3 separate regions of the Homo sapiens genome follow, and all the other regions are linked to region 3. The links are chromatin contacts, found by Hi-C or POLR2A ChIA-PET in ENCODE. All regions are on one chromosome and are shown on one strand. The core of a region is the stretch at or near the end of the contact, and the rest is flanking DNA. Distances in the headings are between cores, read along the strand shown. Region 1 overlaps LOC100996549 (a long non-coding RNA gene). Region 2 holds the start of KLF11 (KLF transcription factor 11). Region 3 holds the start of ID2-AS1 (ID2 antisense RNA 1).

The links. Hi-C counts contacts between places; a loop is a spot of excess contacts on that map. ChIA-PET counts read pairs that join two places held with the same protein, here RNA polymerase II (POLR2A). Pooled maps may share reads with other maps.
Region 1: a loop to region 3 is called in a map of lower leg skin, with 22 times the contacts of the local background. The contact joins the enhancer-like site here to the promoter of ID2-AS1 in region 3. A Hi-C loop is called at or near these places in 1 of 168 maps with a recorded cell type or tissue (lower leg skin) and 3 of 50 pooled maps. POLR2A ChIA-PET finds 5 or more read pairs at or near these places in 1 of 52 experiments (activated naive CD4-positive, alpha-beta T cell).
Region 2: a map of gastrocnemius medialis shows a loop between it and region 3 (12-fold over the local background). The contact joins the promoter of KLF11 here to the promoter of ID2-AS1 in region 3. A Hi-C loop is called at or near these places in 3 of 168 maps with a recorded cell type or tissue (CD8-positive, alpha-beta T cell, ascending aorta and gastrocnemius medialis) and 10 of 50 pooled maps.

What each region holds. Positions count from the first base shown.
Region 1 is chr2:9,755,584-9,759,413 of GRCh38, forward strand. It overlaps LOC100996549 (a long non-coding RNA gene), which reads right to left. Exons shown (of 3, transcript XR_241267.4): 3 at 3,007-3,716. Among named protein-coding and RNA genes, the nearest start is that of TAF1B, 86 kb to the right of the region's middle. RefSeq lists enhancers at 1,132-1,654, 1,655-2,177. Within about 2 kb of position 1,253, at least 6 of the 41 ENCODE cell types and tissues checked have a DNase peak (open chromatin) inside an H3K27ac peak, as active enhancers do.
Region 2 is chr2:10,041,098-10,044,799 of GRCh38, forward strand. It overlaps KLF11 (KLF transcription factor 11), which reads left to right and starts at 2,453. Exons shown (of 4, transcript NM_003597.5): 1 at 2,453-2,661. The coding sequence starts at 2,620. It overlaps KLF11-DT (KLF11 divergent transcript), which reads right to left and starts at 2,304. Exons shown (of 3, transcript NR_135558.1): 1 at 2,213-2,304; 2 at 1,536-1,907; 3 at 456-554. RefSeq lists a promoter at 1,711-2,610 and silencers at 2,297-2,526, 2,817-2,866, 2,987-3,036, 3,077-3,146.
Region 3 is chr2:8,680,437-8,684,104 of GRCh38, forward strand. ID2-AS1 (ID2 antisense RNA 1) reads right to left here and starts at 1,427. Exons shown (of 4, transcript NR_110154.1): 1 at 1,391-1,427. It overlaps ID2 (inhibitor of DNA binding 2), which reads left to right and starts at 1,620. Exons shown (of 3, transcript NM_002166.5): 1 at 1,620-2,077; 2 at 2,407-2,470; 3 at 3,249-3,668. The coding sequence starts at 1,730. The coding sequence ends at 2,463. RefSeq lists enhancers at 819-1,322, 1,810-1,859.

The sequences.
Region 1 (3,830 bases), core at 3-2,502, 1.1 Mb after region 3:
CCTGAATTGTGTTTCTCCAAAATCCATATGTTGAAGCCCTAACCCCTGTACCTCAGGATGTGACTGCATTTGGAGAAAGGGCCTTTAAAGAAGTAGTGTAATTAAGTTAAAATGAGGTCATGTGGGTGGGCTGTAATCCCATCTGCCTGGAGTCCTTACGAGAAGGGAAGATATGGACATAGCCATGCCCGGAGGAAAGGCCAGGTGAAGACACGGGGAGGAGACGTTCCTCTGCAAGCCAAGGAGAGAAGCCTCGGAAGAAACCAGCCCTGCGGACCCCTTGGTCGTGGACTTCCAGCTTCCAGAACTGGCAGAAATGCATTTCTATTGTTTAAGCCCCTGGGTCTGCAGTACTTTGTTATAGCAGTCCCGCAAACGAATACAAAGTCCTAACCCCCGGTGCCTCCGAAGGACCCTTATTTGGAACTAGGTCATTGCCGATGTGATAAGTTAAGATGATGTCATACTGGAGTAGGGTGGGCCCTGATCCAATATGAATGTATCCTTATAAAAAGGGGAAATTTTGACACAGACACACACACAGGGAGACCGCCACGTGGACACGAAGGCAGAGATTGAGGTGACGTGTCTAGAAGCCCAGGAATGCCAAAGGTGGCCAGAAAACCACCCAGAGCTGGGGAGGCCTGGAATAGAGTCTCCGTCACAGCCCCAGCAGGAACCATCCCTGCTCACACCTTGATCAGAGACTTTTGGCTTGCAGAACTGCAAGGCAGTGAATTTCTATTGTTTCAAGCCACCTAGTTTGTGGTACTTTGTTAGGGCAGCTCTGGCAAACTAACAGAATATGGGAGATTAAAATATCATCCCACTACAAGTTCATCCCAACAAGGGGTTCTGTCGGCGGCAGCACAAAGCTACCATGAAAACACCTAATTATGAGAAATGAGCTCCCAGACCCCCCTGCCCGTCACTCCCTGCTCTTATCAACTTCTGCCCCCTCCACTCACACGGACAACTGGTTTACCTGTCTGTGTCGCCCCCAAGCCAGCCACCCCCAGAACCATGCTCTGCCCATTGCTGGGCTCAGTAAAAACTCTCACTTGCGGCTAAATCACCCATCCAGAATCATACTCTGCTCCCTGAAATCCCAGACCCAGGCTGCACTGAGCCCTTCCACACGGGTACAAGAGCACATTTAGACCAAATTTCAGCAGGTCCAGGAAGGCCCTGGATGCCAAAGTTGGCACCTTCTGGTGCTTCCCGACATGCCACCCGTGGCTGACTTGCATTCTCTGCCTTGGCTGGTACCTGTCCAGCTGCACACCTGATACGCCCCAGCTCTAAATAAGGAGAGGAACTAAACCCAGCACTGCCCTGTGGCAAGCTGTGGAGAAGGAATGGGAGCGGGTGGAGGCGTACCTTCCTGCTCCATGGACGTGTGGTTAGGAAACACCATTCCCGGCCAGGAGCAGAAGCTGGGCTGGGGTGAGCCGAAGTCTCGGCCAAGACTCCTTGACCTTTAGGGAGTGCCTGAGACGCTACACAGCCAACAAGCTGCTGGGCCAGGGACAGTTGCAGAACCAGGATTGGCCTACTTTAGCCCCCTGCCCAGGGCTTGAATCCCCTCTGCAGTCTCCCTGCTTAGGGGACACCACTGTGTTTGAACACCTCAGCTGATGTGGGACTGCTGGCATCTTTCCTGCCTGGACCTGAGAATGGCTGGCCAAGGCTGAGGCTTGGAGTGGCTCATTCCCTTCCAAACTTGCCCATATCCGTGCAGTGGGCCACAGTTCCTGTCTGGGAGCCCCCCACTCCTGCAGGTCCTCCTCAGCAGCCTTCCCCATGGCTCTGTGTAAAATTTCACCCCCACCCCTTTTTCCTGCCATATTTCTCTTCTTGTCACTTTCCACCCTCTAAGTCCTGTTTGTGCATTTAACTGATAGCTTTTGGTCACCGTCTGTCTCCCCCCGTAGAGAGGCCACCCTGGGAGGGAGGGTTTATTTGGGGGCTCGGGGTTGCTACAGCAGGCACAAAGTCAGCAGCTGTGGCCTGACCGAATAGAAGAGAGGCTGGAGTGTTAAGCGGAGGCGTTTCTGCAGTGGGGCCACAACCACGCAGGGCTGGCTGGAGGGGGCTGGGCGGGGTTCCTACAGGGAGGTGATGGGTCCCGGTAGCTGTGCCGGGTCTCCTGCAGAAGAGGTTGCATTTCAGATCCGTGAGCTTCCCCTCATTCCAAACACTGGCTTCCTCCACTTCTTTTTCCTCCCCTGGGAATAATTGGAAAAATGATTCCTAAGCTGTCAGGAGAAAATAAAGAAACCATAGCGACCGATTCGCAGCCTCTCCTAAATCAGCCAAATGAGAAATAGATTTGGAACCACCTCTGGAGGGGGCGGCTAACATCTCCAGGAAGGCGACAACCATAGATTGTGTTTCAGCAGGCGGGGAGGGGCAAGGCTGGGGGTAAGCTGCCGAAAGCCCGCCTCAGCCACCCGCTGTGCTTCCAGTCCCTTCCCTGGCTCAGGGCTGGCTGGAAAGACAGAGACGTTTCATGCGGGGCTCCGCAGATGGCAGGCGTTCCACACCCATTCCCTCACTTCTCTGGAAATAGCCCCGGGAAGTAGGCAATGTTACTGACTCCGTGTCACAGACCAGGAAATGCAGACCTGCCTTGGCCGCAGAGCTGGTTCATGGGAGGGGGATGGAGCCAGTTCTCACGCTGACATTGGCCTGGTCCCCACAACTGTGCCTTTTCTGTTGTGTCCCCAGAATTTTAACATTCTCCAGCCAGACACAGGCCAAGACCGACAATGCTTCACTTGGTGAAGACCATTTTCTGTTCCTCCAGCAGCCTCCGTGACCTCGGGTGGGCCATTCGGTCAAGTAATCCTGAATTTACCTCCCAGTAACATTGTGTCTTTGAGCCGTCATCAGGCTTCTTTCAGGGTAGACCCACGGGACTGTGTAGAAAAGGGCTTGAAGGAGGAGATTTGTGCCGGAGCCCCTGGTGCTGTCAAAGTCAAATAAAATATACAGACAAATCTCTAAGTTTAAAATGTTTTATTTGGGGAGCAAGAATTTCAGTTTGGGGCATACACACAGACTGGGTGGTCTTCAGTATGTCCAAAGAGCAAAGAGAAGGTTGTAGGTTTCATAAAAATGAGAAATGTTATGGATTGTTAGGAAAGCAAGTTCATTAGCACTAGCAACGTTTTGGGGATCCGGCAAGCTCTGATTGGTGAGTGGGTGAAACTAGTCTTAGATTTCCGCAGGTTGTTTCTGTAGCTATTAGATCAAACCGGTTTCAGGTTGCAACACTTGTTCCAGCAGCCAGGGTTGGAGACAGTTATACTCTTGGAGCAATGTTACGTGGTCCAAGTGCTTTTTCCTGTGGTCTCATAACTCTGCTTGGCTATGACAACAGTGACCTTTGTATGATCAACTTTCACAGTGGCCACAGGAGAAGCCAGATTTGAGCCCATGCCCATGCCTTCTGGCTGGCTTTCTCTCCCTTGCTCCTGGCAGGGCAATGCAGGGTGAGTGACAGAAGTGGACTCAGCTACAGGCAACATTGAGTGATCTAGGTTCCAAGTATGGCACTTTATCCGTTGTCTTATCAACATAAAGATACAGCGCTTTGAAATTTTGTCAAATTCAGGTTTGAGCAGCCTGATGCAGAAATTCCTGGGTCAGGGACTCCAGGGCGGGGATTTGGAGGGGTGAGCTGGCTGCAAAGTCTCTGGTCAATGTGGGTTCTGGAAAAGAAAGAAAGAAGGAAGGGAGTCTCCTCACTTCACCTCTCTGGTCTCTCCAACAGTGTCCACCGTTCTGAGCCCTCAGCTGCCTGTAGCTCTTTACAGAACAGACCC
Region 2 (3,702 bases), core at 1,203-3,702, 1.4 Mb after region 3:
CTGTGCGAAAGGGAGGAGGTAAAGGTGACGCTCAGGTTTCTAGATCAAGGAACAGGGTCTCCAGTTGTACCCTTCACGGAGGTGAGAAATCCAGATTTGGCTGGAATCCGAGTTCAGTTTTTTGTTTGTTTTTTTGAGACTGAGTCTCTGACGCCCAGGCTGGAGTGCAGTGGTGCGATCTCGGCTCACTGCAATCTCTGCCTCCTGGGTTCAAGCGATTCTCCTGCCTTAGTCTCCTGAGTAGCTGGGATTACAGGCGCCTGCCACCGTGCCAGGCTAATTTTTGTATTTTTAGAAGAGACGGGGTTTCATCATGTTGGCCGGGCTGGTCTTCAACTCCTGACCTCAGGTGATCCGCCCGCCTCGGCCTCCCAAAGTGCTGGGATTACAGGCGTGAGCCACCGCGCCCGGCCCTGAGTTCAGTTTTTTTAAGGACACAATTAGAGGTGCTCACGGGATGTTCAAGCAGGGAGGCTGGTGGATACCTTCGATTCGCTCGTTCACCTACGTGGACTTATTAAACAGCCAGGCTCCCTGGCCTTGGGAGAGTCCTTCTGGTGGGGAGACAGATGATAAATAACTGAAGTAATGGAAAAGGGGCAGTTCAAGAAAAGTGTTGTGGAGGAAGAAAACAAGAAAGCCCGCCAGAAGGGGACTGGAGGTCGGCCCCGAGGGTGTGTCCGCTAGAGGGGGCCTCTCCAGGTGGACTGCGGGTGAGAGTAAAGGGGGCATGTGGGGGAAAAGCATTCTAGGGAACAGCAAGTGCGAGGACCTGGAGACGGCAGAGGGGCTGGTGGGACAGGCGCCCAAGAGGAGGCCCAGGCTGTCCCTCCGGGGCGTGGGGAGAGGCATGGGGCTGGGTCCCTGCAGGAGCTCACAAGCCACAGTGGGGAGCAGAAGCGTTACGCTGAGTACAGTGGGAGCCACTGAAAGGGTTAAAGACCCCTGGGGGTGCTGAGTGGGAAGAGGCTCTGGGAGCTGGAGTGGACGCAGGGAGACCAGTTATAAGGCGAATGCAGGAGTCCAGGCAAAAGAGAATATTCCAGTGTGTATCTTAAGACTTAACTTTTTACACACAGAACACCCTGCGCCCCTCTCAGAGCCTCCGGGGTCTTCATGCGAGCAGTTTATCACGGTTCTTTCGTCTTAAACCCTCTTACTATTTCAGCAAACACCCTCTCCTCAGCCTGGTCAACCCCTCTGCCCAACCCGAGTGGGCCCCGAAGGAACAAGTGGGGACCAGAGTCCTGCTCATGTGAGTGGTGGGGCCCAGCCCGTTCCCCTAAGACCAGAATTCTCTCGCTCAGAGCAAAGCCCCGGGGTGCCGGGATTCTCTCTCTGCTCCCGCTCCCTGGATGGAGCTTTTAAAAAAGGAGGATTCCTCACTGCGGCCTCTGCCCCTTGCACTGAGCGCCAACCCGCATCACAGCTCAGCAAAGGCGCGCGCAGTGAACAGACGGAGGAGGGGTGGCTCCTCGCTGAGCTGAAGGCTGCGGCGACGAAAATAAACAGCATGGTTCCTGCTCTCCACGAACCTGGCGCTGCAGACGTGGGCAAACCACACCAAGAGACGCGAGCAACCGAAATATAGGGAGAAAAAAAAAGGTGCCCTGGACAGCGGGCTAGATGTCTCCTGCAGGCTCGAGGACTTCCCGGAGGGGGCGGCGTTTTCTCGGGGCCTGGGAAGAATGGGCGGGTTTCAGCGGGCGCCTTCTGGGTGACTGCCCGTTTCGGCTTCCCCTGACCCCGTAACAGAGCGGAAGAGGCCCAGAGACGCCAGAGGAGGGGCGTCAGCGGGACACTCAGGCCAATAAGCTCTGACTCCCGCTGTCTGCAAAAATGACCGGATGCAGGAATGTCACCTAGAACCGGCCAGCTTTCCGACCTCTCCGGTCAAGGACGCATTCCTAAGAGACGAAGGGAGAATGACAGAAGTTAAAAACAACCAAACAAAAGCCAGGTTGAGGCCTCTAGGTGGGTCTCCGCTACCGATGGATTCAGCCGGTGGGGCTGCAGGAGGTTCCTATAAGCGTGGTCCCCTCTCCCCGCACCGAGTCCGGCCCCGGCCCTGGGATTTCCCCAGCCGCCGCCCCGCCCCCTCCGCCCCGCCGCCCCCGCCGCCCCGCCGCCCCCTCCGCCCCCGCCGCCCCCTCCGCCCCCGCCGCCCCCTCCGCCCCGCTTGCCCCTGGCGCCGCTGCGACCTTTCCCTTACTTTCCAGGGCCTCAGGCCCCGCCCCTCGCTCCGACCAAAACACGTGCCGCGTCCCGCCCTGCCCGATCACGCCGCGGCCAGGCTCCGATCACGCGGCCCCCCGCGGCGCTCATTGGCCGGCCGGGCACGAATTGGCTGGTGGTGGCCGGCCCCGCCCCGGCAGGGGCGCGGTGTATTTTGGTTCGCCTCCGCGCCCCGCCCCGCCAGCCGCTCCCTCCGCGGCCGCCCCGCCCCTCCCGCGCCGCGAGGGCCGCGCCGGGGCAGAGCCGCGCGGGCGGGCGAGGCGCGTGCCGGCCGCAGGAGCTCCGGGTTGCCGCCGCCGCCGCCGCCCGCAGCCCACGTGCGGCCGCTGCTGCGCCCGAGCTCACGCCCCGCGGCCGCTTTGTTGCTCCCGGCCGGCCTGCACGATGCACACGCCGGACTTCGCAGGCCCAGACGACGCGCGCGCAGTGAGTGGTGGGGCTGCCGCGGCGGGACTACTCGTCTGAGCGAGGGGCGAGGCGGGGGAAGTGGTGCGGCACTCGCGCGCCTGTAAATGCGGGAGGTGGGGCGTGCAGGGCTTCGCTGCGGCCGCGCCGGTAGGGGCCTGGGCGGGCTCCGGAGCCGGGCGGGGCGGCGGCCGCGACGGGCGCGCCCGGGTCGGCGGGGGCGAGGAGGGGGCGTGTTCCCCGCGCAGCTTTGTCTTGCGCTTCCTGGGCGGCCCCGCCCCGCTGGCCCCGCGGCTATTTCCAGCCATGACGTCACCCCGGTCCTGTGAGCCGGACGGCCGTTGGGCGGGGGAGCGGCTGGCGGGAACGCGGCACGCGGCCTTGGGGGCGGGGCAAGAGCTGCTGGCGGGAACGCGGCACGGTTTTGGGGGCGGGGCACGCGGCCGTCGGGCGGGTTAAGAGCGGCTAGCGGTAGTGCCGCTCGGGCCTGGGGGCGGGCAAGGTCTAGGGGCCGGGGCAACGACGGGAGGCGGGAGCGCCGCACTGCCTTGGAGGCGGGGCAACGCTTGGAGGCGGGAACGCGGCACGCGAGCGTTGGGGGCCCTAAGCGTCGCGACCTGGGGGCTTCGGGGAGGTAGCCGTGGACGTGGGCAGAGCGCGGGCCTCGTGGTGTGCGGGCACTGTGGGCCGGGCGAGCCCCTTCCCGCCCGTGTGGTGAGTCGGCCTCGGCGCCCGGTTCTGTGACATCACAGGGGGTTTAGTGGCGCAGCCTGCGGGACAGAGGCCGGGGATTTGAGGTGGCCTCGTCTTGTTTGATCTCGGGGAACCTCGGCAGACGGAAAGCTTTGATGCTTTGGTGCATGGCAGATAGAGAGGAAACGTGTATCTTCGTACATTTAAAGTTTCCTTTCCTTTTTTTTTTTTTTGATAGGGAGTCTCGCTCTATCGCCCAGGCCGGAGTGCAGTGGGCGCGCGATCTCGGCCCACTGTAACCTCCCTGGGAGGGAGGGGTATTACTCTTCTCAGAGTAATATCACCCTCTCGCCCCCGGCTTAGTTTTCT
Region 3 (3,668 bases), core at 177-2,676:
GGAGAGGCGTCATGGGGCGCATAGCTGTCACGTGACGGTCAGAGACTGCTGGCCCCACCAGCTGAGAAATTAATCATTAATTGAAGGAAAAAACACTGTTTCCCCATTATCGAGCTTTTCTTTCAGCTTCTAGGCCTGCCCCTTCCGCTTTCTGAAATGCAAAGGAGGTAGAGATTGAGGCAGAAAGTAAATAAGATTTGAATATTGCCTTTCCTGGAGTTTTCTAGTTCATTGTTTTCTGGAGCAAATATTTTCAAAAACAAGAAACTGACACACTGTGGTCAAAACAGAATTCTAGATAAGCTACAATTATGTGAAAATTAAGGTATTTAAGTAAATAGCTGCAAACTTTTTAAAACTTAGACTGAAAGAACGAGTTCTTAAAAGATTTTCAGCCAAAAAAAAAAAAAAAAACCTTGAACCCGTATTCAGTACTAGTGCTGAAAAGATTCCAAACCTCATATGACAGAATATTTTTTTTTCCTTAGTGTGAAGATGTCTATCAATGGCTAGGGCCACCTATCTGTCACAAAGCTTTGGAACTCCTCTAGGTGTTGGAATGTGACACCAGAAATCACAATTAGTGCATAATTAATCACATTACTTTGCCACCTACACGGAAGGGCACAGACCGGCAGCCTTTCAAGGGCAGTGTATGTAAATGTAGTTTCAATATGCAAATTCTCCTAATTATTTCCGATTAATACGATCATTATAATAGCCCTGCCTCCTTCTTGAAAAGGAACCCTGAAAGCGCCCTGCCTGTGAGAGCTCCTTAGCGACCGGTGAGGTTGGGCATGGTTTGCAATAAGTACTCATTTTCTTGAGTTTACAGTAATGCCTCCCGCGCTGCTCCGGGTTGCAAAAGCCCACACTAAGCCTGTCGTCGAATGCGTGCGTGGGTGGTTTGTTTGTGTTAACATAACTTTTCCTTATCTGAAGAGACGAACTCACTCTACAAACGTGACTCTTCAGTGACAACCTAATTTGCGTTTTCACTTTCTTCTGAAATGCTTTCTATCTTTCCTCACGCTCTCCCTCCGATGGGTTGCAGTGAACTGTGGCTTCCCCCCTGCGGTGCTGAACTCGCCCGTGTAGCTGTGATTTTAGAGCTGCCGACAGCTCTAAGGTGTGTAGGGCTTGGTCTGGGAACACCCCCAGGGCAAGGGTCCCGCCGCGCGCTTGGAATTAGAATTAAGAATGCATATTTAGGCGCCCAGGGTCTGCCCCCTTCTCCCTCCTCCTTCCCCTCCCCCTTCCCCTCCCCCTTCCCCTCCCCCATCTTCCCTTCTCTTCCTCCTCCCTCCTCCTCTCCCTCCTCCCGCCTCCCTCCTCCCCGCCCCCCGCCCGCCGCTCCCCGCCCCCCGCCCCCCGCCAGCCCCGCACTTACTGTACTGTACTCTATTTACCACCCCAGCTGGGCTCGCGCCCCGCCCACCCCGCGGGGATTGGCTGCGAACGCGGAAGAACCAAGCCCACGCCCCGCGCCCGCGCCCACCAATGGAAGCGCCCGCTCGTCTTGATAGACGTGCCACCTTCCGCCAATGGGGACGAAGGGAAGCTCCAGCGTGTGGCCCCGGCGAGTGCGGATAAAAGCCGCCCCGCCGGGCTCGGGCTTCATTCTGAGCCGAGCCCGGTGCCAAGCGCAGCTAGCTCAGCAGGCGGCAGCGGCGGCCTGAGCTTCAGGGCAGCCAGCTCCCTCCCGGTCTCGCCTTCCCTCGCGGTCAGCATGAAAGCCTTCAGTCCCGTGAGGTCCGTTAGGAAAAACAGCCTGTCGGACCACAGCCTGGGCATCTCCCGGAGCAAAACCCCTGTGGACGACCCGATGAGCCTGCTATACAACATGAACGACTGCTACTCCAAGCTCAAGGAGCTGGTGCCCAGCATCCCCCAGAACAAGAAGGTGAGCAAGATGGAAATCCTGCAGCACGTCATCGACTACATCTTGGACCTGCAGATCGCCCTGGACTCGCATCCCACTATTGTCAGCCTGCATCACCAGAGACCCGGGCAGAACCAGGCGTCCAGGACGCCGCTGACCACCCTCAACACGGATATCAGCATCCTGTCCTTGCAGGTAAGACCTGCTCCGGGGTCCCCGCCCCGCCGCCGCACACTCCCGCGGTCGTCTGGGCTGTCACTAGGAGATCCGTAGCCCAGACGGTGACTTTCGTATGAGCTATTTAACTTTATTTTCTTCAGAATCTGCTGTAGATTGAGCTGTGCGTGAAATTGCTAGTAAGTTCTGACATGTTAATGCGTCTGTCTTTAAATCTGAATTGTTACCATAAACGTGTTTAATGGAACTTGCTGGTCTGTGGACTACAAAAAAAAAAAAAAAAAAAAAAAAACCCTTTCTACTTAACATTGTCTTAACCTCGTACTCTTTATCCTCTTTCTTTCCAGGCTTCTGAATTCCCTTCTGAGTTAATGTCAAATGACAGCAAAGCACTGTGTGGCTGAATAAGCGGTGAGTGTTTGCTTGTGCCACCCGTGGGTAAACTGCCCCTCGGTGTGTGTGCGCGCGCGCGCATGTGTTTTTGCTTGTGTATCTATAAAATGTCTGATTTGGTAAATGCATGCTTACTTCGCGGTGTTACCCGTACTACATTGTCTCACTAGACATGAAGGAGCTTGTAGCTTTGGGTGCTCGAGATCACAGAACATTTTCCTTTAAAAGGAAATGATGCCAATAACTTACTACGAAGGCGGCCGAGGAACGTGTGTATTGGCTTTGTAGCAAATGTAATGCCCTGGATCTTCCTACGAGTCCTCTGGTACTATGAGGTACTAACCTCCACTGTAATTAATCTTACCGCCACAAATTCCATAGTGATCCTCCTTCCCTAAAACTATAGTCCTCTGGGATTCTCTGGGCTAGTTGAGGATTGCTACCCTGTGCCTTCAACCCTGTGATGTGGGATCCCAGACTTCCCTATCTGTTAACTAAAGGGCTGTTTTCAATCAAATAATTGTTACGAGAAGCAGACTGGCGCCTGTAGCACTGCTGTTGGAGATCCAAATAGGAGATTGGGTTGGGAAGTTTTTCCCTTGAGTCTCTGCTATTTTAATGTTTAATTTGCGCTGTCGAGGCGAGTGTGTGTGTTGCATCTGGACGCCAGGGTTTGCCCAATCTTTGAGTGTTTGGTTAAATGTTCAAACTGTGGCTTCCTCCCGGCGCCAGTCGCCCGCCTCTGCCCTTAGGTTACATTCTCTTAAACATGCCTTTCTCCCCCACTCTTTCGCAGGTGTTCATGATTTCTTTTATTCTTTGCACAACAACAACAACAACAAATTCACGGAATCTTTTAAGTGCTGAACTTATTTTTCAACCATTTCACAAGGAGGACAAGTTGAATGGACCTTTTTAAAAAGAAAAAAAAAATGGAAGGAAAACTAAGAATGATCATCTTCCCAGGGTGTTCTCTTACTTGGACTGTGATATTCGTTATTTATGAAAAAGACTTTTAAATGCCCTTTCTGCAGTTGGAAGGTTTTCTTTATATACTATTCCCACCATGGGGAGCGAAAACGTTAAAATCACAAGGAATTGCCCAATCTAAGCAGACTTTGCCTTTTTTCAAAGGTGGAGCGTGAATACCAGAAGGATCCAGTATTCAGTCACTTAAATGAAGTCTTTTGGTCAGAAATTACCTTTTTGACACAAG